Linked DNA regions of Homo sapiens: regions 2, 3, 4, 5 and 6 are each linked to region 1. Evidence: chromatin loops called from intact Hi-C (ENCODE). Cell type or tissue: OCI-LY7. All regions are shown on one strand. Region 1 overlaps PALM2AKAP2 (PALM2 and AKAP2 fusion). Region 2 overlaps PALM2AKAP2 (PALM2 and AKAP2 fusion). Region 3 overlaps PALM2AKAP2 (PALM2 and AKAP2 fusion). Region 4 overlaps PALM2AKAP2 (PALM2 and AKAP2 fusion). Region 5 overlaps PALM2AKAP2 (PALM2 and AKAP2 fusion). Region 6 overlaps PALM2AKAP2 (PALM2 and AKAP2 fusion).

The links. Peaks named below come from ENCODE experiments on the same cell type or tissue, not always from the same donor. Only the 100,000 strongest peaks of a DNase experiment are listed, where the experiment ranks them.
Region 2: it touches region 1 in a loop (4-fold over the local background); 8 of 110 quality-filtered maps call a loop at or near these places.
Region 3: it touches region 1 in a loop (5-fold over the local background); 21 of 110 quality-filtered maps call a loop at or near these places.
Region 4: it touches region 1 in a loop (5-fold over the local background); 24 of 110 quality-filtered maps call a loop at or near these places.
Region 5: a loop joins it to region 1, with 6 times the contacts of the local background. A loop is called at or near these places in 2 of 110 quality-filtered maps.
Region 6: it touches region 1 in a loop (6-fold over the local background); 27 of 110 quality-filtered maps call a loop at or near these places.

The regions. Positions count from the first base shown.
Region 1 is chr9:109,970,619-109,975,618 of GRCh38, forward strand. The region is part of intron 6 of PALM2AKAP2 (PALM2 and AKAP2 fusion); the gene reads left to right. Among named protein-coding and RNA genes, the nearest start is that of PALM2AKAP2, 190 kb to the left of the region's middle. RefSeq lists enhancers at 1,654-1,863, 3,765-4,144. In OCI-LY7, CTCF peaks have their summits at 2,012 and 2,214; DNase peaks (open chromatin) are centred at 1,593, 1,973 and 3,963; H3K4me3 peaks cover 3,021 bases; H3K27ac peaks cover 4,737 bases.
Region 2 is chr9:110,126,905-110,131,904 of GRCh38, forward strand. All of the region lies in intron 7 of PALM2AKAP2 (PALM2 and AKAP2 fusion), which reads left to right. Among named protein-coding and RNA genes, the nearest start is that of C9orf152, 79 kb to the right of the region's middle. RefSeq lists an enhancer at 4,523-5,000. In OCI-LY7, no CTCF peak of the experiment used is centred here; DNase peaks (open chromatin) are centred at 1,909, 2,277, 2,777 and 3,537; H3K4me3 peaks cover 5,000 bases; H3K27ac peaks cover 5,000 bases.
Region 3 is chr9:109,904,292-109,909,291 of GRCh38, forward strand. All of the region lies in intron 3 of PALM2AKAP2 (PALM2 and AKAP2 fusion), which reads left to right. Among named protein-coding and RNA genes, the nearest start is that of PALM2AKAP2, 130 kb to the left of the region's middle. RefSeq lists enhancers at 2,753-2,832, 2,913-2,982. In OCI-LY7, CTCF peaks have their summits at 1,005, 2,676 and 2,877; DNase peaks (open chromatin) are centred at 2,690, 3,230, 4,140, 4,910 and 1 weaker place; H3K4me3 peaks cover 3,245 bases; H3K27ac peaks cover 5,000 bases.
Region 4 is chr9:109,915,635-109,920,634 of GRCh38, forward strand. The region is part of intron 3 of PALM2AKAP2 (PALM2 and AKAP2 fusion); the gene reads left to right. Among named protein-coding and RNA genes, the nearest start is that of PALM2AKAP2, 140 kb to the left of the region's middle. RefSeq lists enhancers at 2,885-2,934, 3,175-3,344, 3,455-3,524. In OCI-LY7, no CTCF peak of the experiment used is centred here; DNase peaks (open chromatin) are centred at 1,627, 2,867, 3,447, 4,557 and 1 weaker place; H3K4me3 peaks cover 2,906 bases; H3K27ac peaks cover 5,000 bases.
Region 5 is chr9:110,099,467-110,104,466 of GRCh38, forward strand. The region is part of intron 7 of PALM2AKAP2 (PALM2 and AKAP2 fusion); the gene reads left to right. Among named protein-coding and RNA genes, the nearest start is that of C9orf152, 110 kb to the right of the region's middle. In OCI-LY7, CTCF peaks have their summits at 198 (motif pointing right) and 398; DNase peaks (open chromatin) are centred at 125, 915, 2,205 and 2,615; H3K4me3 peaks cover 3,256 bases; H3K27ac peaks cover 4,647 bases.
Region 6 is chr9:110,046,737-110,051,736 of GRCh38, forward strand. All of the region lies in intron 7 of PALM2AKAP2 (PALM2 and AKAP2 fusion), which reads left to right. Among named protein-coding and RNA genes, the nearest start is that of C9orf152, 160 kb to the right of the region's middle. RefSeq lists enhancers at 332-906, 1,480-2,053 and silencers at 1,759-2,198, 2,329-2,388, 2,479-2,618. In OCI-LY7, no CTCF peak of the experiment used is centred here; DNase peaks (open chromatin) are centred at 1,265, 1,885, 3,105, 4,505 and 2 weaker places; H3K4me3 peaks cover 4,218 bases; H3K27ac peaks cover 3,887 bases.

The sequences.
Region 1 (5,000 bases):
GCTGCCTGGTGATACATTCAGCACTGCCACTTACTGCCTTGACCCAGGATGAGTTAATAGCTCACAGCCTCAGTTTACTCATCTGTCCAATTAGGATAGTAGTACTATCTCATAGGGTTTTTGTAAAGACTGAAGTTAATAAGTGCATAATCACATAGAGTTGCTCTTGGAAAATAGTAAGTGCCTGTGAATATTAAAAATTTCCTGGCCAGGTGCCGGGGCTCATGCCTGTAATCCCAGCACTTTGGGAGGCCAAGGCAGAAGAATTACTTGAGCCTAGGAGTTTTGAGACCAGCCTGGGCAACATAGGGAGACCCTGTGTCTACAAAAAAAATTTAAAAAATTATCTGGGCATGGTGGCATACACCTGTAGTCCCAGCTACTCAGGTGGATGAGGTGGGAGGATTGCTCAAGCCCAGGAGGCCGATCACACCACTACACTGCAGCCTGGGCAACAGAGCAAGACCCTGTCTCAAATAAAATAAAATAAAAGTTTCCTTAGAAAGAAAGCTTCAGGAGGTTAGGGATCTTTATTTCCTGATGTTTCCCAAATGCCTAGAACCATGCCTGGCACATAGCAGTGCTCAGTAAATATCAGTGAATGAATCCATCTCCTTATCCAATGCTGAACTTCAGGCTTCCATGTTTATCCCACTCTTAGTCCCTTTTTTTTTTTTTTTTTTTTTTTTTTTTTTTACAGAGAAAAGGGGTCTGTTTGCTCTTTGTGTTCTTTGTGTTCATAGTGTTTCCAAGCCCCAGGCCATTCAGAGCTTTTGTCTCCAGTGCCCCACACATTCAAGAAAGACTTGAATTGCCTCTCAGGTCTGAACCTGTTTTGTGCAGGGTGTCCAAGCTGGAGTGCAATGGACCGGTCTTGACTCACTGCAACCTCCCACTCCCGGCTTCAAGCGATTCTCCTGTCTCAGCCTCCCAAGTAGCTGAGATTACAGACGTTCGCCACCAAGCCTGGCTAATTTTTGTATTTTCAGTAGAGATAGGGTTTCACCATGTTGGTCAGGCTGATCTCGAACTCCTTACCTCAGGCAATCCGACTGCCTCAGCCTCCCAGAGTGCTGGGATTACAGGCGTGAGCCACCGCGCCCAGCCAAGATACATTGTTGCAGAGTGTAAAACCAGATCTTGTTGACCTGGCATTTAGACCTTCCAAAATCTGATTTCCACCTGTGTTTCTAGGCATGTGACCCACTGCACACTACACAGCCCCCACAGGGACCATTTCTCCTACCCTGAGCAAGCCATTCCTCCAAGACACACTTCTTTGCAACTCCTGCCCGTTGAAAGATTACTCATTCTACCAAGCCAGGCTTAAATGCTGCCTACTCTCTGAAGCTGTCTCTGATATTCCACCAGAGTTCGTCTCTCATCTGCACATCTACTAATTCTCTGTTCTCAACTCCTGTTCAGAAGACCTTGTAATCAAGTTCATTGTTTGCACATCTGTCCCTTTACTAAGGTGGAACTCCTTAAGGACAAGGGACCATATCTTCAGCAGCTCTGAATAGCATTGGTGCTTCATGCAGGGCCTTGCCTATAAATACAACTTCAACAGGTGGGAGTTGTTGGTGGGTTCCCACCTGCAAGCATAAGTCAGCAGGCTTCACAGTGAGTGGCCTAACATAGGTGTGGATCAGAAGGAAATGAAAGCTTCATTCTAGCTTCCCCAATACTACTTGTCTCTTACCATTCCGTTGTCTTGAGTATTCTTTGGGGAACCTGCTGATATAGGAGGAACAGTGGCTTCAATCTGAAGGACTGTGCCAGCTTAGGGTGAGTATGACTCAGTCTGGAAGCAGAAGCAGAAGGGAATATGGTTTTGTGGATGAACGTGGGAGACAGCATGGCATGAGGTTAGTGCTCTGAGGTCTGGTGCATCTGGCTTCCTGTCTAGGCTCTGCTGCTGACTGGCTGGATGACCTTTAGCGTATTCTTCATGCTTTGATGCCTGTTTCCCCATCAGTATACTATAGACAATGTTGGGACCTCCCCTAACCCCTGCCACTAGGGGCATAATGAAGAGGAAGCCAAGGGGTGTGCATATGACCCCACCACCAGTCTGCAGGGAATGCCACAAAGATGCTAGCCTTTGCAAATTCTGGTGCAGTGTTACGAGGAGACAAAGTTCACAAACATTACCTTGCCCCTGGGTACCACGTGACTTTTGTCTCCCTATATCTCCTGCACAATTGCAAGGATTAAACATGCTAATATGTATAACGGACTTAGCACCCTGCTCTCCAATAATGGCTTAATAATGCTCTGGTTTCTCTTCAGATCATATAAATCTTTCACCTTTTACCAATAATGGCTTAATACACCTTTTACCAATAATGGCTTAATACACATAAGCAAAAAGACTCAGTTAATATAGGCTATAAGTTGGAATCAATAATCCATGAAAGAAACCCTGGATAGGGTTTTTAGGACACAGGCACTGCTATACCCTAATAGAATGGATCAACTTTCATTCAGTTAAAAAAAAATCTACTTCTTTTTTATGCCACAAAGTGCCACCTTAAATTTATCTTAGTGATTGAATGTCATACCCAAAAGAATCAAAAGCACTGGAGCAGTTGATCTGGTAGAAACTTCAGCATGTGTTTGTTCATTCCACAAAGGTTTACTAAACCCTTGCTTTGTGACAGGCACTGTATACCAGTTGGCCTTCTCTCTACATTATGCTGTTGCAACAGGCAACCCCAGTAATGGTTTCTTTCTTGCTACTGGAGCTCTGTTCTAGGTGTCTTCATTCCTGGACCCAGGCTGCAGGATCAGCCCCTATATGGAACATGCCATTCTTATGACAGAGAGAAAGGGGTACTAGGAGAACCATATAGTGGCTCTTAAAGTCATGCTTGGATGTGGCACGTGTAGCTTATATTCCATTGGCCAAGGCAAGTCACATGGCCAAGCCTGGCACCAATGGGGTAGGGGAGTATCCTCCTCCCATAGAGCAGCACTGCAGATCTCTTGACAATGAGTGAGGATATATAATCCTCCCACAGGGAAGGCAGAAAGGATTTGGGGGCAATAATACTGTCTGCCACATGCTGTCATGAATGCTATCTAGTTTTAGTCTCTTGATAACTCTGTGAGGTAGGTATTATTATCCTCATTTTACAGAGTGGAAAATTGAGGTTTGGTGTGGCTAACCAACTTGCCCAAGATGTAGCCAGTAATAAGCACAGCTGCCTGAATCGAAGCCAGTACCAATGGTATATAGCCAGCCTTGGGCTTCTTGAGGACTCATTTTCATATAGATGTTGTCATTCAGTAAACATTGATAAAGCATCTACTATGTGCCTGGCGCTGTGCTGGGCATTGGAAACACAGTGATGTGCAAGACAGACACTCTTCCTACTCTCATGGAGTTTAGAGTCCAAAGGAAGAGAGAGGCAGACAGGACACATGTAAAGTATGACTGGTATGTGCTTCTATGAGGGAGATGCAGACTAAAGCAAGAGTCCATGGAGAGAGCATGCAACCAGACTCAGAGCATAAGAAATGGACATGTCTCTGATGACTGCACAGAATGTAAGAGCTGGAGGACTGGGTCACATGGCTGTTGTCAAGGCCCTGCCTGGCAGGGTGAGTGCCAAGGGCAGTTTCTGATTCAGAATTCTAAAGGGCACTCACAAGAGTTCAATGCCGATGGGCATATGCCCAGCCTGTTGCTAACGGGACTGGACAAACCAGTGGCTGTGTGGCAGGAACCTACCATGTGCTTCCGACTAGTGAGTCTGACCCAAAGCCCTTTTCAGGCTTCTTCTGGGAGTGTTGCCTCTGCCTTACCTACACTCAGAGCCATGCATGCTGAAAAAAAAAACCCAAAGACCCAGAGATGTCAACAACAACCTGAGAGAGAAAGAGAAACCCAGATTTGATCTGATTTTGAATCGGCAGAGTGACACATGTTGCTTAGACTGCCAACGCACGCCACTCTCACTTCCCTGAATGGTTTCCATTTTAGTGGCATTGTAATAAAAAGAAGAAGGAAAAAAATCCCCTGCAATGGTTTACAAAGTGTACCGCAATAGTAAGAAATACCATTTTCTCATCACTGCTGCTGCAGCACCAGAGTATGGGGCCCAGCACTAGGCCTGTCTTTGCAAGCAGGACTAATTACATAGTAAGTGATTGCCCCTCAAACAGAGATGGCATGTGTGCTGGGAAATAGGTCACTTCTTAATGAGGTGAAGCTCCAGCAAGAAGCAAGCACAGATGCAGACTATTCCTCTTGGGATGCAAAAGGCATCTGAAAGGTGAGCACATATGTCCCATAGGGGAGCCTCTGGCCAAATGTCACATCTCCAGGGAAATGTCTTTGAAACAGATGACTCTACTTTCAGCTTGGTTATGGACACACACAACCTTGAAAGTTTCAGAAAATATCACAAAGCCAAATATATATGTATCTGCACGTGCACACACACACACACACACACACGTTTGTGTATATTAGGATTCTTAAGAAAAGCAGAACCAATAAGATGTATGTAGACATATGGAAAAATATTATGAGGGATTGGCTCACTCAATTATGGCGGTTGAGAAGCCCCACGATCTACTATCTACAAGCTGGAGGCCCAGGAAAGCCAATGATGTAATTCCAGTCCAACCCAGAAGGCCAGAAACCAGGGGAGTCAGTGGCACAAGTCCCAATCCAGGTCCAATGGTCCAAGAACCAGGGGCACCAGAAGACGGACATCCCAGGTTAAGCGGAGAGAGAAAGTTCACCCTTCCTCCACTTTTGTGTTCTATTCTGGCCTTCAACAAATTGGATGATTGCCCACCCACACTGGTGAAGGCCATCTTTTTACTCAGTCTACCAATTCAATGCTAATCTCTTTTGGAAACACCTTCACAGACATACCAAGAAATAATGTTTTACCATCTATCTAGCCATTCCTTGGCTCAGTCAAATTGATACATAAAATTAACCATCACAGTAGGTATATGTATCTTCTTACCCTTGATTGTAT
Region 2 (5,000 bases), 160 kb after region 1:
GCTATGGTGCTGGGGGAGACTCCGTTCTATGAGAAATTGACCAGTCTCCTTCACTAGGAATGTGGGTCAAGACACAGGGAAGCCTTGTTTCCAGTGAAGGGGTGGGGAGTTCCAGAAGTATTTTCATCCCGTCTTCAGACCTGTACCTGAGGCATAAGACAGAGAGAATAGCAGAACAGTGATTACTCTTTTGACCAATACCGTAGAAGCTCTCAGAAAAAAAGGCTGGACCTGCAGGAGCAGGAACAGGACTCCTGGCCTCCAAAGGGTTGAGTTTTCTTTTTAGAACTGCCCTAGTCACATTGAGCTGTAATGGCTTCATGGCAGGAGATCCATGGAGGCAAACCAAGAAGTGTTTTTAGTATCTGCCCCTTTTAAGGCCCACAGCATTGACCCGAGCCTGCCGGGTCCAAATTTAGCCTGCGTTTGCCCCAGGAGTGCTTGAGGTCTGGAGTCTGGCCGGCTGTCTTCCATCAGCCAGGAGGGGAGGCTCTAGCCTCTTTAGGGAGTGGCTTAGTTCCCAGTTTCCCACAATCAACACGGGCCCCTAGTTCCACAGGCCGGAAGAAGCTCTGCTCGGGGGATGGAAGAGGAAAGCCTGCACAGGACTGGAATGTGGCCCAGGTTATCACCCGGGGCCTCTCCTCTCCTCCACTTCCCGCTTATAGGCTCGGCTTAGAGGCCCAAGTCTAACCCTCGCAGCAAGCAGTTCCCAGACTTTCCTGCTGTCAGTGCCTTCAGGGGAGGGTGGAACGGCCCACTCGGAGTCCCAGCTCCTTCTCCTTCCTGTCGTCGTTAGCAGGGAGGGCCAGAGGAGGTGCAGCCAGCCTGCTTAGAAACTTTGGTGCACCGCGCTTTCTTCAATTCTTTTTGCCCGGCACAGTTTGCGCCGTTGAAGAGGGCTGGAAGTTTATTTCCAGCTATTGCTGCAGCACTTCCTTCTCCTAGTGCTGTTCGTTCTTCTTATGGGAACTGGTACTCACTCCCTCCAAGTCTGTGAGCGTCTTGCTGGGGATGGCGGATCACCTTGGAGCTCTGAGGACCTCGCACGGCCCAGGCTGAGAGCATATAGCTCTGCAGGGTCCCAGGATATGCTTATGGATCCAAGGTAGTGTTGACCTGTTCAACTTCTGTTCCCTTCCTTATGCTTCGGGTTCCCTCGGTTTGGGGAGTTAGCCTCCCCCAGACCTCCTGACTGCAGCTTTGCCTGGTTTGTCCAAAGCTGATGAGGTTCAGCTGATGTGGGCATCTTTTAGGTTTCTGGGCATCATCCACCAGCCAGGTGCACTTCCTTCCATCCCACCCTCACCCCTTCTGCATTTGCCTTCATGCTGGAGACATCCTGACTTAGCCAGAAAGTTAAAAATTTAGGAAGAACCTCTCTAAAGATAGCCACACATAGCTCGTGGAACCAGTTCTTCATCATGATTGTCATTGCGTCCTGCGCACTGAAAACGTGACTTACAAAAGAGAGGCAGGATGAGAAGGGAAAACGGAGATACTCTCTGATTTCACAGCTATGAGGAAGTTTTGTTTTATAGCCATGCCTCTGTTCCTAGGCCAAGAGTGAGTTTATATTTTTGGTGGAACTTATAAATAACTGGATTAAAGGATCGGGTCACCTATTATCTGGAGAAAAGCATTTCTAATTTAAATGTCATGGCTTTAGTAGGAAGTAATCTGGGTTATTCAAAGCAGAGAAACCTGGTTGTACAGCCTGATGTTTGAGTAATTTGGTTCACACTGTGCATTTAGGCTAGGAGCCTAGGAGGTCGAGATGGGTTAGGCACACTGTCGAGCTTTAACAGCCTGAGGATGGTGGGGCAGAGGGGAGGCTGTGAACACAGTGAACATTGTCCTTGTGGTGAAGGACACCTTTCTGCTCTCCGCCTGGGCTCAGGCAGACCTGCTAAGGAAAATGCACTTCCTTAAAGTTATTTCTGTCCATGACATGCCTAGCTGTAGGCCTAGGTACCCTGGGCAGAAAGAACACATGGGTGTCTATGCCCAGTGGGGCAGGGATCAGGGCCCTGCTGTTGTGTTTTCTGTGCAAATGTAAACAGGCTTCTAGAATCTCACTTGTGGTGTTGGTGAAGAGTTGCAGCCTTTTCCCACAGTGTCCATCATAATGACATGGACATGGGATCTTAATATTTTACCTCTGGCAAGTGGCCAGAGGAAACAGAACCCCTTCAGAGACCAGCCCAGAGGGTGAAATCCCCAGACCGTGCAAGAAGTCACATTTCTAGCTGACACGTAGAGCAACAGATACGTCTCCAGAGAGTTAACTCTCCAGGGAGTTCATCTATTTCTGACCAAGACTGAATAAAGAAGGTAAAGGGATCATCGACTTTTAAAGCTAAATTGTGAGTCTCACATCATCTGTAGAGATTCAAGCAAGCAAAAGATCAACCAAAAAGCCAAGCTAACTCTGTTTTGATCCATCCACTCTTCTTACCATTTCCCATGTCATTTTAAAAGCCTCCTAATATTGAGACTCCATTTTGATGTATCAGGATAGAATGAGAAGAACCCACCTTCAAATCCTGGCTAGGGCACTTACTAGGCAGGTGATCTTGGGAAACGTCCCTCTATTTCTCTATACCTCTTATTCTGAAGTTTTAAGACTGAAATAAAATTCATGCCTTTCCCACTTAACAGAGGGCCATTTTTCAAGCATCAGCTGACATATGTATGTGCATGTACTGTGAAATGATAAGCTATTAGACATGTGTCAACCAGAAAATGGGGATGCCACACTTACAGCATGCCCACAGGACAGGCTTGTCAGGGCTGTCTCATTCACTTGTACATTTACTTGGCTAGTTGAGTTGTGGAGATGGACCAGGTTCTGTTTTAACCAATGTGTGACCCCTCCTCTGCTTCCCATGTGACTGGAGCCCCAGGTCTGGGTGGTTCTTGACTGCTCATTCTACTTACTGCATTTCAGGACTTAACTTTTAAGGACATTTTGTGAAATTACTCCCTCTGTTGCAGCACAACTGTATCTTCCTAGTCGTGTTCAGCTTCAACTAAAATTCACATGTAAGGATCTGGGGTTGGGGAAAGATTAGGGAGATTAGAGCTGCCATAGATTCTGACTTTGAGTCTTTCCCGGGCCTTTTTTCTTTCATCTTTTCTTCTTGATTTCTTTTCTTCTAAAAATCTCCTGCTCTTTTCCCAAAAGAAAATCAGTCTGCTGCCAGAAAGAATATAATACCTGTCATTTAAACCTCAGTGTAAAATGGCTTAATAATAGTGAACATTTGCATTAACCGTTTTACAGTTTACATAGTACTTTTAAGTACATTTTCTAACTTAATTCTCAAAACAGATTTGGGAGATATTATTAGTCCTGCTTATGAAGGAGTTCTGTTCTCAGCAGAATTCCATAATTACAAAAAGTCTGGTAGGACTTTTATAGGTAGAGCCAAGAAATGACCCCAGACTCTGGTCTTTGGACGCTAAACTCTGAATTACCACATTTCCTGCATTCTTTAGGTGGAGACATAGGCACCTGTGTTGTAAATTAAGCCACGCTAATTTGCTTTGCAAAACTATTAAACACTTTTTGGTAAATAAAGGCGACTTTAGTTGCAGCCTGGCTACCAGGTTATGTTAAACACAGGTCTCTGGGACCAAATTCTGGCACTCATACAGACTTGAGTTGAATAAACATTTATAAAAAATGCTATGAGGAAATCTCAGCTCCCTAAATTTCTAGATGCTCCAACCCCACCTTGCCTGAAGACAGATGTGGCAACTTTATGAAGACAGGATTCTGTTACCATTTTAGTGGGTGGTAAGCAACCGAAGTCCCCTGAGCCAAAGGCTAGAAACAAGATCGTTTAGTTTTCAAACCTCAAACACCATCCCTAAGGGTGTATAAACCAAAGGGTTCGCTCTATTGGCATATCCCCTTTATGAAAGGGTGAGGAAGATCTCTAATCCACAAATTTGAACACCACCAATTTCACGGATTTCTAACATTCATTATGCTAATTGACAGGCCACTAATTTCACTAATGAAAACCTATTTCTCACCTTAATTATGCCAATTAGCAAAGCTTCAGGGGTTCTTGGGAGTTAAAGGGAGCTAAGTACTGGAGGAAGCCACCTGTGGGGCGTGGGATCTCTCATTGGATCCTAGATGACCATCCCTTGAGTTTATATTCCCATTTAGGATGGTTGTCAGACCCTGGAATGTAATTTAAACTAATTCCAGAAGCACACAGCTGTATTAAATTGCCCCGATCAAGTATGTGAAAGTAAATGGTAGGCATCCTAACCAGCTGTTAACTATTCTAGAATTTAGTGGGAAGGGCAGGTTTCTGTGTCGTGGTATTAGGGCTCTACCTGGAGGGTGAACTGGGCCGATCTAAAAAGCTCCCACAGCCCCTTTGCACCTTAGTTTTTCTCTGACCTTAGAAAACCCAGTTTGATGATTCTTTCATATCCTCCTGTTTTTGCATTGGGGCATAGTTCATTTCAAAAAGGACTTTCCTGGTGATTGAATGAATGTGCATCTTATCTGAATCTGGAATCACGTTCGCCTAATTTGAAGCATGGAGAAAATTCTGGACCTTCTTATCTTCAAAGAGAGCAATAAGCATTTGTTGGTTTAAACAAGACATCATCTGATGATACCAAGCCCAGATTCCTGCCTAATCCGGATAGGTTAGATTTCCAGCCCATTTCCATTTACCTGGTGTAGTTGCCAGTGGCTTTGATTCTATCAGGCCATCATGCATGAAGGCAAATTCTTACTGCTGACAGTGGAACTCAGGAATTCGCTCTTTTGTTATCATTGTTGTCTAACTTTACAAAACCTCAGGACCTCTGGTGCATGATTGTGAATCAGTAATTCAGAGTTGTTTATCTCTTTAAATACTTCCATGCCAATTAGAGGTTAAACCTGCTGCTTCCTGAGTAGATGGAATTGAGTGTCATGAAGAATTTTCTGAATTTATGGGGAAAGGGGGACTGGATGCCATATAGCT
Region 3 (5,000 bases), 66 kb before region 1:
CCTGTCAATTTTCTTACCTATAACATGGGAATAAAATAATCCCTAATTGCTGTGAAAGGATGTTGTAAACTCTAAAGCATTACACAAATGTTGTTATTATTATTATGACTTGGGTTTCATGGGAATATAATTTTCTTATGTGCTCAGGAGGCTTGTGATCATTCATTCATTCACATGAAAACATTTATGCAGGTCCCAGGTCATTGCCTCTGCATGAGACGTCTCATACCGAGATGCCTGTACTATTTCTAAAACAAATCTAGTCTGTCTTGAACTCTCTTATAGCTGAGGGTTCCAGGGAAGTTGCTGTGTGCTTTCAGCAGGTAATTCTCCCTTAGTCTCAGGATTTAGAAATGATGGATGTGGTAGGACAACTTCAGGGGTGGGACCTCTGCTGAACACAGAGGTGGCCGGTGCTGATTTCACATAAGCCAAGCCAGCGGGAAGAGGCAGGCTGTTTTTTAAAATTATTATTCTGGAGCACGATGTACTATCTCTGTATCCAAGAGTTCACATTTCAAGTGGACTATCAGATCATCTCTGTGACAGAGGGCTTTAATTAAAAGCATAAGTCTCTGGGTGGATTTTAAGTGGCATTGTTTTTCTTTGGACGTTATGCAAGCCACTTCTGTGCTGTAAAAGGGCTTTTAAAATTTGGCTTAAGGAAATTTGCTTTACCCCTCAGGCTTTGATCCCTGCGTGTGAATCATTTTGTATCTGGAGGTTCCAATTTGCAGTCTCCTGGGTGTAAGGAAAATTCTACCCTCACAGAACATTTTGGATTTGAAAACTGAGAAATCTGCATCATTCTCGACATAATAGCTGTTGTAAAATAGAATTAGGGCTGTTAAGTCTATAGGGATAAAGTTCACCAAAGAATATTTTAAACTTTAGTTTTAGTTCCTAAAGTTTTTGTCTCCAACTCCCATAATAAATGTACTGGGACAGTGACCTACCCACTCAACACCTGAAGCTCAGTGTTCTCTGCACTCAGGCCAGGTGGACTCAGCCATCGAGGCCATTGTCCCTGTCCAGCCTCCCAGGGGGCACGCATGAGCCAGGGCCAGGATACAGATACTTCTGCCTCAACACCATCTGTACCACCAGAAAAGGGCCCCAAAGGCCCTTCTCACTGCCATTTGTAAGGCAAAATGTCTCTATTTTATCTAAGACAGGAAAAAGGCAGAGAGATGCCAGAGAGAATGCAACGACTGTGCCCGTGAGAAACCAACAGTGCAGGGTGGCGATCTACCCGCAGCACATGCAGGATGCAGCGTTAGATGCTGACTCAGTTTCTCAGCCATACAGGAGAAAAGTTTCAGCATTTCTCAAACTCCATGACCATCCTTCAGTCGGCTACCCCAAGCCCCGTTTTGCTGCAGCCGGGTGAGGGCAGTAATGCAGCTCAGTAGGTTAAGGGGCCAGGCTGTCCTTGGACTTCAGATGATATCAGTTCAGTCCCTGGGACATCTTAAATTAGGGCCTCAAGCTTCAAATTCATGCCTTGGCCAACACGTTACCATAAATGATCACAGGGAGAAGAAACAGTCAGGCCAGGGATGGTGGCAGGTTCCTGTAATCCCAGCATTTTGGGAGGCTGAGGTGGGAGGATCACTTGAGGCCAGGAGTTCAAGACCAGCCTGGGAAACATAGCGAAACCCTGTCTCTACTAAAAATAAATAAACAAATAAACTTTTTTACAAAAAAGAGAAGAAATGGTCAGTTTACGTTGCATTTCCTTCTTTTCCTCAAGAAGAGGTGCCCCGTGGTGCCTGGGACAGCTGGGCCATCACATGGAAGTGGCTGAGAGGTGGGCTGGAAAGAAGAGGAAAATCCAGGGCTCCCACCAACCCCAGCCAATCTCTAGTCACTGGGCAACCTCAATCTACTTCTGGTCATAGTTTTACAATTTTGCGGGGGTAGGGGGGATGGAATCTTGCTCTGTCACCCAGGCTGGAGTGCAGTGGTGCAATCTCGGCTCACTGCAACCTCCAACTCCTGGGTTCAAGCAATTCTCCTGCCTCAGCCTCCCCAGTAGCTGGGATTATAGGCCTGTGCCACCATGCCTGGCTAATTTTTGTATTTTCCGTAGAGACGGGGTTTCATCATGTTGGCCAGGCTGGTCTTGAACTCCTGACTTCAAGCGATCCACCTGCCTCAGCCTCCCAAAGTGCTGAGATTACAGGCATGAGCCACTGTGCCCAGCAATAGTTTTACACTTTAATATTGCCAACTTTTTTTCAGCCCAGCCTGTGCAGCCACACAAATGCAAAAAGGTTAGCTTAGGAAGTTGTCAACATCATTATACTATAAAAATCAATAAATGGAACCTTCTTGCTTCCCACAGTAGTCCATGCTAAGCTTGGCTTCACCATCCCTTGCTTGGACAACTCCTAATTGTTCTTTATGGTTTCACTCTGTAACCCTTTCATACATCCAAATCCGTTCTTTTCACATCTGTCCACATGGTCTTTCTAGAACATAGCCAATCCTATCACTGACTTAAAGCAAACACATAAACAGGCAGACAGACAAACAAGAAACTCAAATGGCTTTCTGTTACTTTCCGAATCAGACTCATTAGTGTGGCATTCAAGAGCCATCATATCCTGAGCCTGATCCTCCCTGTCACTTTCTTTCCCTCATGAGTGCACTCAGATAGGCCAGTCCTACAGAGGTCCTCATTCACTCACTTGAGCCTGCCTTGCACATTTCTGCATCAAAGCCCCTTTGTCCATGTTATCATCCTAGCTTGAAATGCTGTCTGAACACCTCTATGCCTTGATCATTTTTCTCTTCAAGATCCTACTGACATGTTCCAACCTCCTGAAATCCTGCCCTGCCTCCCCACAAGCAGAGTTACTCAGACTCTCTTCTTTGCATTCCTGCAGCATTTTGGTCTTGCAATTTGAGCTCTACTGTGCACTGCATTGTAACTATTCATATAGCTTCCTCCCTCATGAGATGATGAATTTCTCAAAAGTAGAGACTGGGCAGCTGTTACTGAATATAGCCCAACACTTGCTTGATAATGCTCGATAAACATGAATGAGTGACCCAGAACATTTCAAACTTCCCTTCCAAGACCTGAAAGACTCATATTTCTGGGTGTTTTAAGCTCTGTGATTTCTGCTCTGGTCACCTGGGCCAGGAACTGCCTGCCTCTATTTTCATTTCAGGCCTTTCTCTCTCTGCCAGATGCCTTGATCTCTGAGCCGAGTATACCTTGACCCAAAGCCATGATGCAGCCCTCAGCTTCTGAGAGGAAGGGGTAGGGTTCAGTAGTTGCGCCTCTGAGAACATGACAGAGAACAATAGCAGGAAGCAGCCAAGCGGGAAACAATCAGCCCGGCACAACCCATGTGGAGGAGCTTCCTGATTGGCTTGATCTGGTGGGAGCAGGAACTCTTACAATAACTCTGGAATTATCCCAGTGGGATGACAAATTTCTCCACTGAGGAGAAGCTGTCACCTGGTAATGTCAAGCACGGAAAACACAGTTAGCAAAAAACAAAACAAAACCCAAGACAAAGTTCTCTTGAGGAAGAGCAGTTTGGATCAGTTGGAAGCCTCCCAGCCACTGCCATAGCACCCCATGCCGACCTCCTTCCTAGTCTCTGTTTCAGGTACAATTAAGTCGTCATCTCTACCTTCCGGATAGATATCATTCTGCCGTCCATGGCTCAAAGGTCAGAGGTGCTGTTTATTCTTTGGTGTCCTTTTGGGTAGTTTAGGGAAATCCATGCTGTAGGTGACCACAAGAGAGAATGTTCCCTTTTAGAACTATATTGATTGAGCACAGGCTGTGTGCAAATACTCTTCTAGGCACTGTGGATGCCATAGCAATACATGCTGTTTCTGCTTTCATAGAGCAGTGATTTCCAAATCCTGTGTATCCTATGGAAAGACCAAGCCAGGCAAGGGGTGGAGTGACAGGAGCTCCCAGTCAGCTTTCTCCTTAAACCACAGCAGCTCCCTTTGATCAAGATGTTGGAAAAGAAAAATCTACCCCAAAAAGAGGAAATGCTGAAAACATTTGGATTGGGAGTGGTTTCATTTGCTCTTAGGCAGGACACACTGCAGGGTAGCAGTTAATATTCTAGGCTCTAGCTACAAGCAGACCTGGGTTTGAATCCCAGCTCTGCCACTTACTGGTGGAAGGTCATAAGTTGCTTGAACTCTCTCAACCTCAAGTTCTTCATCTGTCAAGTGCGAATAACAGTAGTAGATATTTTACCAAGTGCAAAGAATTGAATAATGCTTACAAACCATTTAGCATATCATCTGGCATTGTCTATTACAGTAAATGCTCAGTAAATGTGAACTATTTTACCCCTGTTGTTTGACGTTAATTTTTTTTCAATGAATGACTCATTGAGATACTAACTCATGCGTCTTGAAAACACTACCAGTCTCTCCAGAGTAACCTCCAATATGGACAACAGGCAAAAATATGGTGATTATTCCCAGTTTGGGCATTTGTGAAAGATGTGGCTGAGGCTGTATGGATGCGTGTGCACACACACACACACACACACACACACACAGAGGCCGATGGGAAAATCTAACTCAGCAGGAAAGCTATCACAGAGCGCTGGATTTAGGCACAATGAGTAAACAGGGATTTGGAAGAGAGGAATGCACCACATAAACAATTTTCACAATCTGGTATGAAAGCCCAGATGCTTCCTGCATGAAGGGGTGAACTCAGAGAGCGTCACAGGGCAAAATGAAGTAAATGCTGAGACTGTCCATCATTCTGGCCCAATTCCTACATATCTGTGCATCTTCTACTTATGGTTTTATTTAGGTGAGAATAAATAAGAGTACCTCATAGTAGATAAGAATAGTACATTACACACGCGCGCACGCACACACACACACACACACCTGGGGTTAGATGAAATTGTATATTTGGGGAACTTGGGGTAAAGAGTACAGAGCCACACAGCAGTTACCTTCTGCATCCTCCTGCTTCAGAGAAAGCAAATAAGACCAGT
Region 4 (5,000 bases), 55 kb before region 1:
TTGTGAAGATTAAGTATTATAATGTACGTAAAACACTCATAACAGTTCCAAGCACACAGTAAGCACTCAATAATCCTAATCCTTATGATTATTATTGTTACATATATTACTGTATCTAGCAAAAACAATATTAGAATTGTTAGTATTATAATAATTATTATCATCATTGATGGGGAAGGAAAAATGAAGCCCACCTGAGTTCACAGACAAGACCCTCTCCAAACAGTAAAACAATTAAAAACCAAGTTGTATTTGTCTGTGCTCCTTTGGATTCAACTGACCAACACCCAGGCAAAGGGAAAATATATTGGCTTGCTTTTTTTTTTTGAGATGGAATCTTGCACTGTCGCCCAGGCTAGAGTGAAATGGCATGATCTCGGCTCACTGCAACCTCTGCCTCCCAGGTTCAAGCGATTCTCCTGCCTCAGCCTCCCATGTAGCTGGGATTATAGGCACCTGCCACCATGCCCAGCTAATTTTTGTATTTTTAGTAGAGACGGAGTTTCACCACATTGGACAGGCTGGTCTGAAACTCCTGACCTCAAGTGATCCACCCACCTTGGCCTCCCAATGTATTGGCTTTTGTAAGTAAGAAGGGCAAAGGAGTAGCTGAGGATCTGGGAAGCAGGAACTGGAGATTGAATGGCACGGGTCCCCAGCAGCCAGCATGCTCTGTCTTCCCTTCTCTTTGTTTGGGCCTTGCAGGAAGGTAGGCTCTCAGCAGAGCCTTGAAGGCCAGGTATTTGAGAGCCAGGCAAGTGAAGCAGAAGGAGAGCATGAGTGAGCCATTGGGAGTGGGGACGGAAACGGCGAGAACCTATCCAAGGCACCGTGCTGAGCTATGAAGCTGGAGGGCAGCGCAGGCTGTGACCCAAAAAGGCCACACAAGGCCACATGCTCCTGAGTGACAGGAGGGACATGTGATATGCTGGGCCTTGGCCCATGCTGTCTCCTCTGCCTGGCTCATTTTCTCCTCTTTTCTACCTGGTGAATGCATCCTTCAAGGCCCAGTTAATTCATCATCTACTTTGTCGAGTTTTTCTCACCACCTGTATCAGTTGAGAATTGCATTCAGCTATGATCACAACAGAGGCTTAAGCCCATAACAAGCAATCTGGAGCCAGGCATTCCAGAAGTGGTGTACTCTTTCCATCGTGCCCTCTGGGACCCAGGCAATGTCTCTCTTTCTGCACACTCAGACATACTATTGCCCCTGTGGACATAGGATTACTGCTCTGCCTATAGCATCATATCCCTTGCAGTAGGTAGAATAATGGACCCCCAGAGATGTCCACAGGCTAAGCCTCAGAACCTGTGAATATGGTAGGTTCCATGGCAAAGAGGAATTAAAATTACAGATGGAATTAGAGTTTCCAAACAGCTGACTTTAAAATAGGGAGATCAGTATCCTGGATTATCTGGGTACACTTTGTATAACCACAAGATCCTTAAATGTGGAAGAGGGAGGCAGAAATCAGAAGGAGGGGTGGCTGCAGGGAAGGTCAGAGAGATGCAACAGTGCTGGTTTTGAAGATGGAGGAAGGGACCCACAAGGCACGGAACGTGGGTGACCTCAGGGAGCTGAAAAGGGCAAGGAAATGGATTCTCCCCTAGAGCCTGCAGAAGGGAACACAACGCTGCCAGCACCTTGATTCTAGCCTGGCAAACCCCGTGTCAGACTTCTGACATACAGAAATATAAGATAATAAATGTAGATTGTTGTAAGCCACTAAGTTTGTTGTAGTTGTTATAGCAGGAATTGGAAACGAATGCGTCTCTTTAGCACCAGGTCCCTGTACCTGGCAGGAAGGAAGGAAAGGCAAATGTCACTTAAGCCAACGCTCCTTTCCTTTTTTTTTTTTTTTTTTTTTTGAGACAGGGTCTCACTCTGTCACCCAGACTGGAGTACAGTGTTGTGATCATCACTCACTGCAGTCTTGAACTCCTGGGCTCAAGTGATCTTCCCACCTTAGCCTCCAGAGTAGCTAGAACTAAGGGTATATGTCACCATGCCCAGCTAACTTTTTATTATTTGTAGAGGTGGGGGTCTTGTCTTGCCACGTTGCTCAGGCTGGTCTCATCCTCCTGGGCTCAAGCAATCCTCCAGCCTCAGTCTCCCAAAGTGCTGGGATTACAGGCATGAGCCACCGCACCCAGCCCTCCTTTCCCTTTTAGGGAGTTGTGTGGAAGTCCCTTCGGATCATTTTTACTTACATCTCATTGGCCAGAGCTGTCCCATGGCCAGCTTTATCTTCAGTGGAAGCTAGGATACATAATTTTTTTCAGGTGGGCATGTTGCCATCCCCAACCAAATAAGGATTCTGTTAGTTTGGAAGAGGGGGAGAATAGATATTGAGAAGACCACTCAGCGTCCCCACCACACACTCCCAGGCAGAACCAACTATTCTACAGCATGTTGTTCTTTCCTCTATTATTGCTATTTTTGGTTTGTATTGTAATTTATGTGTTCACATGGCTGTTTGCATTACTTGACCAAGAAGTCTCATGAGCAGACACTGTGTCTGATTTATTTCTCCATCCCCAGTGCTCAGCATAGTGCCTGATACAGAGAAGGTGTTTGCATGAAGTTAGATGGATGAATGTCTAAATAAACTTTGAAATAAGAGCATGATCGATGCACTTCCCAGAGCGAGAGTTCCTTTCTGTTTTCTTGTGAGGATGATCTATTGGGGTTAGGTACATTTTATAAGACCATTTGGCCATGATTGCAACCTCATCTCCAGTAAATTAAACCTACACAGCTGCAGTGTGTCACCTTTCCTTATGGCTTATTACAGTTTGCTTTTTGCTCAGAAGGAACTGAGCAAGCAGGTTAGAGGCTGTTATGTGCACCTGCCACAGCCTACGGATCCTCAATTAACCTTGCGTGTAAATTACACTTCCTGCCCATTCTTTATTTTTAGCACAGCAACATCTACTTGGCTCTTCCAGAGAAGACTGCATTAGATTTCAGTCATGAAACTACAAAACAGTGGCGTCTGCAGCCTGGCTGGGATGACTGTTGTTAACCCCATGACACTCTGTTCCTTGCGAAGCTGCTTTGCCCCAGGACTCAGGTTTTCCTGAGAAAGAGAGCAGCCTGGACTGACCACACCCTCAGAGCCTGGCCCAAGGCCACATGTGAACTTATAGAAAAATCTGCTATTGGATCTGACATAAACTCTCCATTTCCTTCATTCATTGCATTTGGGTTGAAACTCAGTTGTTGTTATCACAAAGGTTTCATTTCGTTCCTTTTTTTTCTCTCCCTCTCTCTTCGTTCCTTCTCAGTTACACAGTATCATGACCCAAATCTTTAGCACCTGAACCATATAGCGCAGAGCCTTGAAACCCATAGGGCCAGGGCACCCCGTGGAGACAGGCCAGCCAGTGGGCATCAGGTCGCAGAGAATTCTTAACCACTTAAGGTTGCTTCACTGGAAGAAGTGAGTTACTGAGAGACAGCCATTTTCGGTTTTAGTCAGCCATTTTTATCACGATCTTGTTTGTTTTAGAATCCCCTGTAGTGCCTAGCTCGGAGTCCAACCAAACAAGCTCCATAAATGTTGATTTTGAATTTAAATAGATGTTGGGGTGCTCCCATTTCCCCTTCACTAGACACATGGGAAGCTGAGGCCCTGGCCCCTCTTTCATGCCACAGCCTGGGAGATGCTGCCTTCTCAGCAGAAAGCCTCAGGAGGTATTTTGAAAAGGGAATTTGTTGTTTTCATTCTGGTTAGATAAGTTACAAACTAATTTTTTAAACTGGGAAAATATTGAAAATTGTTTTTTAAAAATGAAATCACCTTTAATTCCATTACTCAGAGACAACTATCACTGACATTTTTCTGTTTTTTCAGTCTTAATTCTCATGAAGGTGTGCCCTGTTTCCCTCCAGATTTCTCAGAGGATTCAGGATTAGGGAAGGGAGGAGAGGGTGCCTTATGTTCTTTCTAATCGTTTAGCTTTGGGTATTATTGGGATATATATAAATACATTAACACACATATAAATATATGTGTATATATATTATATAACTGGCATATACATTATTGGGATATATATTAGTAGGATGTATATATATATATGTGTGTATACATATGTGTGTGTGTGTGTGTGTGTGTGTGTGTGTATATATGTAAAATGTATACACACTTCTATTTGACCTGTACCAGTTCATTATTACCACAATAATGCTAACTAACACGCCCTCAAATTCAGTGGCTTAAACCCAAAGTCATTTATTCTTGCCCACACTTCTGTGAGTAGGCTGGGTATTTGCTGATCTAGGCTGGGCTTAGCTGAGTGGCTCTAATTTCAGGTGCTTCTGAACTATATAGCTGAGAGCCCTGAAACCCATAGGGCCAGGGCACACTGTGCCTATCTATGGGTTTGCCTCAGGTCTATTCCATGTGTGTTCTTTCTGTGGTCCAGGCTGAAGGGGCAGCAGCTGCCCAGATAAGTTATTGTCTTGGCATTGGAAGGGGTGCAAGAGGACAAGCTCAACTGGGCAAGCACTTTTCAAGCCTCTGCTTGTGTCTTATCTGCTCACATCCTATTGGCTAAAGCAGGTCACATGGCTGCGGCCAGTGCCAAGGGACTGGGAAGTGTAACCCATCTACCATAAGCCTAGAGCAAATCACATGGTCAAGATTGACATCAGTGGCTTGGGGAAGCATGTACTCTTCCCATGGAAGTAAGGGAGGAAGGAAGGGAATATTTTTGAGAATAATGTAATCTTTTTTTTTTTTTTTTGAGATGGAGTCACACTCTGTTGCCCAGGCTGAAGTGCAGTGGTGCAATCTGGGCTCGCTGCAGCCTTGCAGCCTCTGTCTCCTGGGTTCAAGCGGTTCTCCTGCCTCAGCCTCTAGAGTAGTTGGGATTACAGGTGTGCACCACCATGCCCAGCTAATTTTTGTATTTTTAGTAGAGACGGGCTTTCACCATGTTGATCAGGCCAGTCCCAAACTCCTAACCTCAGGTATACGCCTGCCTCGGCC
Region 5 (5,000 bases), 130 kb after region 1:
CAACTATCTTTTGGAAGGATACATAAGAAGGTACAAGCTGCCAGCCCATCCATTTCCCTAAGATGAACTTGAAGCACGTTTTCTTTCAGCAGCCCAGACAGCACAGGCTTTTCCTAGCAGATGGGTGGCATTACCTCACTGACATTTAATGAATAGGTTGCCCCCAGGGGGTGGAATTGTAGCAAAGTCTATTATGAAATCTCATTTGCTTTGCATGAATCAGTTTAGGAGTCCCGAGAAAACAAAATTTGAAAAATGAAAAGTGGCCACATAGCTTGCCCTGTAACTGCTTGGACATGGCAGGTAATAATCATAGTCAGTTTGCGCTTTTATGATGGAGAGGGCTTTCAATTGATTTGTATTTCTTGTGAGTAGGAACAAAGCCAGTTGTAAGTACCTTTTAGCTTTGTTCCCTCCTTTCTCATTTTCTAGGACTGTAGCATCTGGGGCATATAATTGAGCTCTGAGAGCCGAGAGCTGGAGGGGGAGGGGGTGGTCAGAGGAAAATTATTCAATTCACACATATAACATGCATATATATATGTGTGTGTGTGTCTTAAACATATATGCATATGTATGTGTGTCTATATATATATATATATATATATATATATAGAAACATAAATATTTTATCAAGTTGAGAATGGGAGAATAGATTTCTTTCAGCAAACAACCTCAAGCCTATTATACATCTGATTTATGAAGGGTAAGAAATTCAACCTTAACCCAAGCAAAGGTTTAAAAAGGCAGCATGGGTATTATTGGGCTTAGGAAAAGGTGAAGGCTGCCTTGCTGCCGTCCTGGAAGATTGAGACAGTGGTAACAACACGTGCAGCAACCCCCTGCACTTCTAGAAGGAAGCTGATATCTGTCTACATGTTTCAGCGTTTGTCTCTGAACCTAGTCTTTTCTTGGTCACATAGGGGAAGCAACAGAGGTGGCTTATCATAGCAATGCAAAAGCCTTTAATGAAAAATGGGCTCAGGTTTTGGTTCCTATAAGATGGTGATTCCCTTCCCCCACAAAGGCCTTTGTGTACATGGGGTGAGGTAGGGGTCTGAGAAAGGCCACTGGAAATGGAAGGCTTAACGGCCAGTCCTCTGCTATGTCCCAGATGGAAAGCTCCTTGTATCTAAGAAAGGCAGGAAACCATGTCACCTGGCTTCTGATATGTAACAACCCCAAATTATTCTCCGACCCCTTGAAGGCCAGCTGGGCTCTTTTGCATCAGGGGGATTGTGTTTAGAATTTGTGTCAACTGTCTTTGTAGAGATCCTTCTGGATAACTACTACAATTCCTGGGATATTCTTACAGTGGGCACATGACAAAGACATGTGACATTGGCCCAAACCCCCCTCAACTTGGAAAAGGGGTGGATTCCCCCAGCTGACTTGAAGATTCTGGTCTGTGGATTCAGCAAGAGTCTGAGGCCTCTGCTGAGTGAGCCAAGGGTGGCTTCCGGGGAGGTGAGTGCCTGGAGGAGAATGTTCCCAGAGCCAAGATGGGATGCCTCCTGGTATCAAAGTGATGTTCAGATTTTTTCTGGAAATCTAGAATAGGATAAATGTGAATAGAGATTAGAGTGAACATCTTCTAGGATTTGAAGCCCTTGAGAGCTTCTAGGATTTGAAGCTCTTGGTCTTGAGACCAAGCCTCTGCAATGCATCTGGGGTCCGTTGCACAAGTGTGTGTCTTTTTACCAGGTCTTATCCCCGCTTCAGCCTTTTCTCTCCTGTTAGGGATCAAAACTTGCCAAAACAGAAATTTTAAAAAGACACGCAGGATGTGGGGCTGCTCCTGGGAGGTTTGCTGTGTGTGTTTGGGGTCCTGCACCCTCCACTCCACTCCTGAGTGTCCAAGGGTGGATGTCCAGAAATTTAGCCACCTACTCCCATCAGTGTAGCCAGAACCTTTGCTGGGAGTTAATCTCTCTCCCTCATTACTTTCTGATCTGCTTGAAAGACAAATAGAGGTTAGGGAAATATATTAATATCAGTAAGTCTCCATGGATGGCCCAGGTCAAGGCAGACAAAGGTAGTCACACGCTTTCAGGGGCTGAAAGACAAGTAGAGGTTAGGGAAATGTATCAGCGCATCTCCATGGATAACCCAGGCCAAGGCAGACAAAGAAAGCCACGTGCTTTCAGGTGCAAACAGCGGCCGCCTTTTTTCACTGGACATCATTGGGCAGCTGTTGCTGTCATTTCCCACGGCCTCTCTGGAGGGGAAACACAGCTGGCTTCTGTGGGCCAGCCTGAAACCATCTGCAGCTGCTTGCATGCTTTCAAATGTAAGTAAGGGAATTTCAGCTGAGGTTAATCTGGGAAATCCTCTGTATGAAACATTTTCCTTTTCACTGTTCCCTTTCCTTTTGGATATAACATATGACCCACTTACGAGGCAGCCTGTTGGATCACTGGTCCCCAAGGAGCTGTGGATGTCTTCCCAGATTACTCCTGCCACCACCAATGCGTCTACCACCATGAGAGCTGCTGCTGATGGGCACTGCACTGTGCATGTTGCATATGTGATCTCATTTAGCACTGTGACACTCCAAGGACCACACTCTTGTCTCATTTTCGGATAAGGAAGCTGAGGCTCCAAGAGGTCCAGCAGCTTGTCTTAACAGTGAACAGGTGCAAAACCAAGATTTGAAACCAGTTTTTGATCTTGGTTTGATCTTGATGCCACATCCCAGCCTCTTTCTACCTCTGTAGGACGGCTTTGTGTCTCCTCTGCATTTTCAGCCTCCATTGCTAATCTGACACCATCTAAAGCAGGAATATCCTTATTAATGGAATAGTGCTTAATGGGATTAGGCTTACTTCTGTATTCTAGACAATATTTACTGAGCTGTTAGATGTAATGTGTTCAGAAATAATACAGGGATTTATGAATATGTATTAAATATTAGAGTATAAACTTTATCAAGCAGAGAATATATTTGTCCTCCAGTGTTGTTGACCTTGTATGTTTTTTGTTTGTGTTACCTCCAGAGCTGGATTTTGAAAGATTAAGCCAAGAAAAAAAGATGAGACATTCAAAAGTAAATAAATTAGTTTAGGCCTGGCTTTTCTGGGGCCATGGAGTTGTTATCCCAAAGTCCTTGCTTGGACCTCTCCTCCTCTCCACTCCTCCCCTCCCCTCCCCTCCCCATTGGGCACTGCCAGGGCCCAGTACAAGTGAAACAGATGCTCAACTCCTAGACTTGTGGAGGCTTAGGTAGACCAGCAAGTCACTATTAGGACAGAAAAACAAGACCACGTCATTCCCCAGCCCAATCCCTTATGCTTTCTTTCAATGACACTTAAAATTTAAGACCCAAACCTACATGATCTGGCCCCATCTGCCTTTTCAGACTCTTCTTCCTCCTCGAGCCCCTTACCCCATCCTAGCCACCGAAGCCAGTGATGCCACATCCCAGCCTCTTTCTGCCTCTGCAGGACAGTTTTGTGTGTGCTCTGCATTTTCAGCTTCAATTGCTAATTGTCCTCTCTTGTCCTCACTTCTTTCACTCCCATCTCAGGGTTTCTGCATGCTGGTTCTCCTGCCTGGAACAGCCTTCTACCCACCCTTTGTGACTTAGTTCACTTCCCAGATTTCAGAGGGCAGCTCAGCTTTCCCTTCCTCATGGAAACCTCCCCTGACCTCCCTGAGTAGCCCAAACTCTCCTATTGTAGGCACTCTCAGAGCGCTTCTCATAGATGCAATTTTACGTTTGTTCGTAATTCTGTTTTGTTTTTTCACAACAATAAATTTTGAGAGGGCAGCTCTATGCCTAGTCTCCACCCTGTGTCCCCGATGCCCAGCACAGTGCCTGAAGCACAGTAGGTATTCAGTTGCCTTGGTGAATGAATGAATAAAGCCAAGCCAAGCACAGTACTCAGATCTCAAGCTCATAGTCACTGCATAGCTTGTGCTAACCTTGCAGCAAGTGAGACACTAAGCAAGTGAACAGCTTACATTTCTTAGTGGTGGTGTTAAATTTACAAGGAGAGCATGTCACCTCTCACTTCAAGTTTCCACACTTTTAGGCCATTCTTAGTGTTAATAGCCTGTGGAGGACTCTTTGAGGAGAGAAGAGGGGAATTCCAAAGATTCAGCTTGATAAATCCTTCATCTTTGACCTCATGTGTATTCTACTTAGGAATTAAAACGTAGAGTATGGCTGCTGCTACAAATCTTCTTTGCAGTTTTTCCTCTGGCTGATTTTTCTACTTTACCTGGAATTTTTATCCTGAATTTTTGTCCTTTTTTGAATCCATGTGGCACACATACATTGCCCTACCAGGTTTATTTGTGTTTGAGATTTGAGATGCTATCTGAGGCCAAGACCTCCAGAATTAGATGGGCCTTTGTTCCCAGAGCCTCTTTGAACAGAGAGAAATTCTTTGCTATGTTGGCAAAAGATCCTTCATATCTATCTGTCTTTCTTTCTTGTTCAGACTTCTCTTTTGGCCACGTGAACGTGGATCCACCTGCCCCGTCTTCTGGCCTATGCTGTGATCCCTGGAACATTTCAGGTTTGAGTGTCAGCCACATCTTCTTTAGGACCAGTCAAGGGTTTGCCTCCAGGAACAGTGGAATCTATTGAGTGCCCCCCAGGGAGTTCCCCATATGCTGGTTTGTTTGTCACTTGGCCACACAGTTCTACTTTTTCCTCTTTGTCTGCAACTGAACAGCCTAGGAAACTTACAAGATTTCTGCTTTTTTTTGGGGGGGCGGGGGGGTAAGGTATCGTATTTTGAGTTCAATCTGGTCGCAAACTGGATTCTGTCCAGATTTTTGTTGGGATTTCAGATGTTTAGCCCCAAACAAATTGAAAGTTAAATTGAAACTGGTCCAGATGAGGTCATGCTTAAGATTTCTCCCACAGCACAAATCGTACCTTACTGGAAGCTACTGTAAGGGCAGTTCTTGAATCTCTGCATTCCCAATACATACTCATGGTAAAAACAGTTAACAGTTAATTCGCTTGTGTTCCAGTGACTTGAAAAATA
Region 6 (5,000 bases), 76 kb after region 1:
GGATTACAGGCGTGAGCCACTTCACCCGGCCTTGCTTTACTGTTTCTAATAATGAAACTAATTTTGTTTGTAAATTTTACACTTATTCTAATTTAGGAAAATATGAGAAGGGAGTGATGAAGTACCTGCCATGATATTGTTTATAACATCTCACATCTGATGTAATTCTAAAATTCTTCCTTAGAGAGTCTATGGTCCATATAAATAAATAAGTGATATCCAAGCACACTCATTTTAATGTGAGTTTTTCACATGATATTAAAATGTTAAAAATAGATCAGTATGTAGGGCATCCAAGCATTTAATTCCTTAAATCGGAGACATGAGGAGAAAAAAATGAAAAGGAAGAAAGAAAAGAAGGAAAAGGAAGGAAGGAAGAAAAAGTTGAGTCAAGGCTGAAGCTCTGGCATCTCTAACCACTGGTCAGTAAATTCTATTGAAATTCAATAGTATAAGAGACAAACAGGCAAAAAGGATCGTGAAACCATTTCCAAATACCAAGATAAAGGAGGCTATTGACATTCAGGAACCCTGAGAACAGCTGATGTCCCATTGTAGACTTCATCCTCTTCCTTGGGTGAAAGTGTGAATAGCGCTCAAGGCAGGGAAGAAGTCTTTTCTCTGAAGGTGCTATTTATGGTGCCCTTGGCCTGGATGGGCTTTCTGGGTAGTTCCCAAGGGTATCATTTCTTTGTATTGGAAATCAGGGACCTTTGTGGGTTAGGAAAGTAGAATCAGGCCATGGCTATTGTCTTTCCCTGCTGTGTTTCACATGTAAAATTGACTCCCAGAAGAGCATCCCAGGGCCTTGTCAAGGAGTGGGGAAAATAGCAGACTGCCCTAGGGTGGAAACCTAACTGAGAGTGCAAGGGCGACTTGCAAAGCTGGGGAGAGAGAATTACTGGGAAAATCGTGCCTAGGGCAAAGCTGAATTCAAGAAATCTGACTTTTGTGATCTTCCTCTGCTGAGAATGAATGCGGCCACCTACAGCAGAGTAAGACCACAGCTTGCTTTTGAAAGTGTTGCTCTCTAGGTGGGGTGTTTGTTTGTGTGTGCCTGTCCTCTCTCAGGATTTCTAGACGGTTCATTTTCAAAGGGTCATTAACATTATTTAAATATTCATGGTGGAGGAGGGGATGAGAGACTGAAATTTCAGACATCTCAAGAGTGAGGGATGGCTGGCCACCCGCCTAATACAGCCCCAGTCTGCGGATCAGCTGCCTCCTTCCCCTCCGCTGGCTTTGTTAGCACACGCGCTCTGACACCGGGCCACCGGCTGCCACTACACGGAGGGCAGCAGGAAGGCTCTGGCGAGCCAGTGAGCTGGAAGCATCTCTGTCCACACCTCAGCCTCTGAACCCCATCGGGGGAGTCCTCAAACACGCGGAGACACCATTACTGCCACAAAGACGCACTTCGCAACCAGTTCCGGGAGTCGCTCTGACCCTGAGGACAGTCGTGGTGCTAGGTAAGGGACGAGGGGCTGTTTCCCCGCCTGAGTGGGAACTCAGCGGCTCCTGGCATTTGAGCGCACACAGGCACTCACACACTTCCACATACGCTCATGCGCACATATGTGTACACCAACACACACGTCCACATGCACACACAGCGACACGCCACCCCGCTCCAAAGCCCCGTGCGCTAACAAGTATCCATATACCCAGACACAGCGCTCCCCTGAGTTAGGAAACACTCAGCTTTGCCCGCCCCATCCATCCCTCCGTCTTTCCCTCTCTCCAGTCTCTGCATTCATTCATTTCTTCGTTTGTGCATCGATTCCGCCGAAGCCACTGAGAGGAGAAGGTGTGGGTAGATGGGGAGGGGAGGGGAGGGAGGGGCGGTCCGTGGGCGCTGGGCTACTGGAGGGGAAGCGAGGAGGCGGGGAAGGGGCGGGCCCCAGGAGCAGGCGGGCGGGGCTCCCCGCCCTCCAGCGCGCCCGGAGGCTACCACTCCCTGCAGATGCGCTGGCCCCAGCCCGGGGCTGCCGCTCGCCTTCCCCCGGAGTCTCCTGGACCCCCGGAGTCTCCTGGACCCCCGGAGCGGGAGGCAGCGGCCGCGCGGCGCTGGACTGGAGCAGAACCCCAGGACTGCGCCCCCGGGAGCGGGCGCCCAGAGGTGGGTGTCCAAGCTGGGGAGGGGAGGGGCTGGAGTGTCCTCGAGTGTGAGGAAGGGGTGGCCGAGGAAGGGGTTGCCGAGGAAGGGCTGGAAATCTGGGAGTCCTCGGAAGCACCGCGGGCTTTTAAAGGGCTTTTTGTGGTCCTTGTCGAGCGGAGCGTGTGCTGGGAGAGGGCCCGGGTGGAGGGGCTGTGGCCATGTGGATTTGAATTCCTAGGTTTGTGGGAGGGCCAAGCCTTTGGCTGCTTTGTTCAATGCTTATCATTTATATATGCTTTAAAAACTAAACGCAGGACTCCGCTTCTCCCTGTATACACACAGAGCTGGGCTGTGTGTCCTTTTCAGGAAAAGCAGTGAAATCAAATGTGGTCGTGGCCGCATCTCCTGCCCCGGGAGCACCGGGAGGTGCAGCCGTTCCTTCTAGCTCGCGAGGAAGGCGCGGGTCCTGCCTTTTGGGTGGCAGAGCCGGGGGCATTTTCGCAAGTCCTGAACTTTTCAGAGAGACTGAAGTCAGGGAGGGCCGGGCCCCGGCCCCGGTCCCGGCCCCAGCCAGAGTCTTTCGGGATAGGGTCCAGGGAGCTGAACTCAGGAGATGATGCAGGAGGAGCCAGCAGCCTCTTCTGCCCTGGGAGGGAGAACGCGGTCCGGGTCCGAGCTGAGCCAGAAGTTTGGCCTGAGGCTGGGACCTCAGCAGTTAGAATGTGGTATCTTATCCGAGATAAAGCCGGAGTTTGCGTCTCTGTGGGCCCTTCTTGGGGACACTCTGGGGTATGGGAAGAGCAGACCGTGGGGGAGAGCACTGGGCAAGCCGTACCTGTAATGTCCGTGGAGGCGACGCGCCTGCAAGAACCAGAGCAAGGAGACACTGGTGGCCCCAAGAAATCCCAGAGAAACGGAGTGGATAGGAGGGGAGTAAAACGGAGCCCGGGAGAGCCGGAAGCCCGCAGCAGGGAGCTGTGGCGCTGGTGGCCGGGTGAGGACTGAAGGCAAAGGGCGAGGCGGCGTGCAGCCGGGCTGCCGAGCTCTCCAACGCGGATGCCAGGCGCTCGCCAGCCTGAGGGATCCCTCCTGACCCACAAAGAGGGCGTCTGGGAGGTGACTCGTTTAGAGAGATGGTGGATTCCCTTTCCAGACCCAGGAAAGCCCGTTTCCCGTGTGGGGTAGCATGGGTTTGGCTCTGATAGGCTGCGTGGTCAGATCAGACTTTGACATATCACTACCCTTCCCCGTAGCAGTTTTAAATGCAGCACAGGTGATTTGGGAAGACTTCCTAAATGTATAATATTTCTTTTTGAAAAGAAACTTCACCTACTCATACGTCTATACACCTCTCTCTGTATTGCATCTTGGAATCTGTGAACAAGCCCATGTCTCCCGGGAAGCGCTCTTCTATCCCAACTCCCGTTTCACAGGCTCCTGGAGACTGCATGAATACAAACTCCTCTCACCATTGGGATCCCAGGGAATTTGCTTCCTTGTCTTTTGTTCTGATTAGAGTTCATTTAAGCATCACACTTTTCTTTCTGGAAATGTTCTTAATTTAAATTTAACTAAGCTTCCCTTTCTTCCAGTCTGGCAGCTTCCCCAACATTCATGAATACAATTTCATAATAATATGTCTAGAAATGAGGAGTATCCAGCAAGGAGTTTTACTCTGTTTCTTTAAACATAAAGACTTGGCCTAAAGAGTGTTTTAAGCAATGCTCCGCTGCCGGTTGTCTCCTCCCCAGTTTTGACCCTTGGCCCTTTCTCTGTTTTTCTTTTCTTTTCTTTTTTTTTCTTTTCTTTTCTTTCGAAGTTTTGCTCTTGTTGCCCAGGCTGGAGTGCAATGGCATGATCTTGGCTCACTACAACCTCTACCTCATGGGTTCAAGCAATTCTCCTGCATCAGCCTCCCGAATACCTGGGATTACAGGCACCCACCACCACACCCGGCTAATTTTTATATTTTTAGTAGAGATGGGGTTTTGCCATGTTGGCCAGGCTGGTCTTGAACTCCTGACCTTAGGTGATTCACCTGCCTCGGCCTCCCAAAGTGCTGGGATTACAGGCATGAGCCACCACACCCGGCCTGGCCCTTTCCTTAAAGGGCATCTTCTCCTTTGAGTGGAGGCACACCAAGTTTCCTGCAATTATCTTGGACAGCACCAACAAAATTAGTCCTGAGCCAGGGACAACAAAAGTAAGGCTGCCTGTCTCCCAGTCTTTACTTAACCAACTCTGCTGGAGAGTTCATTTCACTTTCTTTCTGGGATGCTGAGATGCTAGGATGAGAGGAATAGCTGGGCTTTGAGATGGGACAAACATTTTGAAATACTCATTATCTCATAGTTCTGGCATGACAGTTGGCACCACTTCCTGCCTGCAGAGTCTGAAGTTATTTCACTTTCATAAGTGGCTTATTCTGACTCAGTAGCCTCAGGACCTCTGGCTAATAAAGTGAAGTAGGTTGTCTTAACTTCGTTGTCAAATGAAGGGAGAATGAATCCACTGGCTTTATTTCTGAAAGTTTGAATATTTTCTTATAGAACTAACATTAAATATTACTTCCAAAAATGCAAACACTTTGGTCTTTCTAGTCATTGTAATTATTGTCTAGATAATTACAATAATCCAAACAATAACCATTACGGATTTGGTGAGCTCTTAAAATACCCATGTCCCAGATTTCTGTCACGGTTATTACCAGTCTCTGCTTATTAAGGTAATGAGAAATGTTTCAAATGAAGATGAAATTGAATTTGGATGGAGGTTGTGTTGAGGGATTTTAACAGTTGAAACAGGAGCATGCTAAAAAGTTACTTCTGAAGACCAAGGATAGACTGTTTAGTTCCAGTCTTTAGCTTTATACATGACTCAACGCCAGTAGAATTGATGCTGT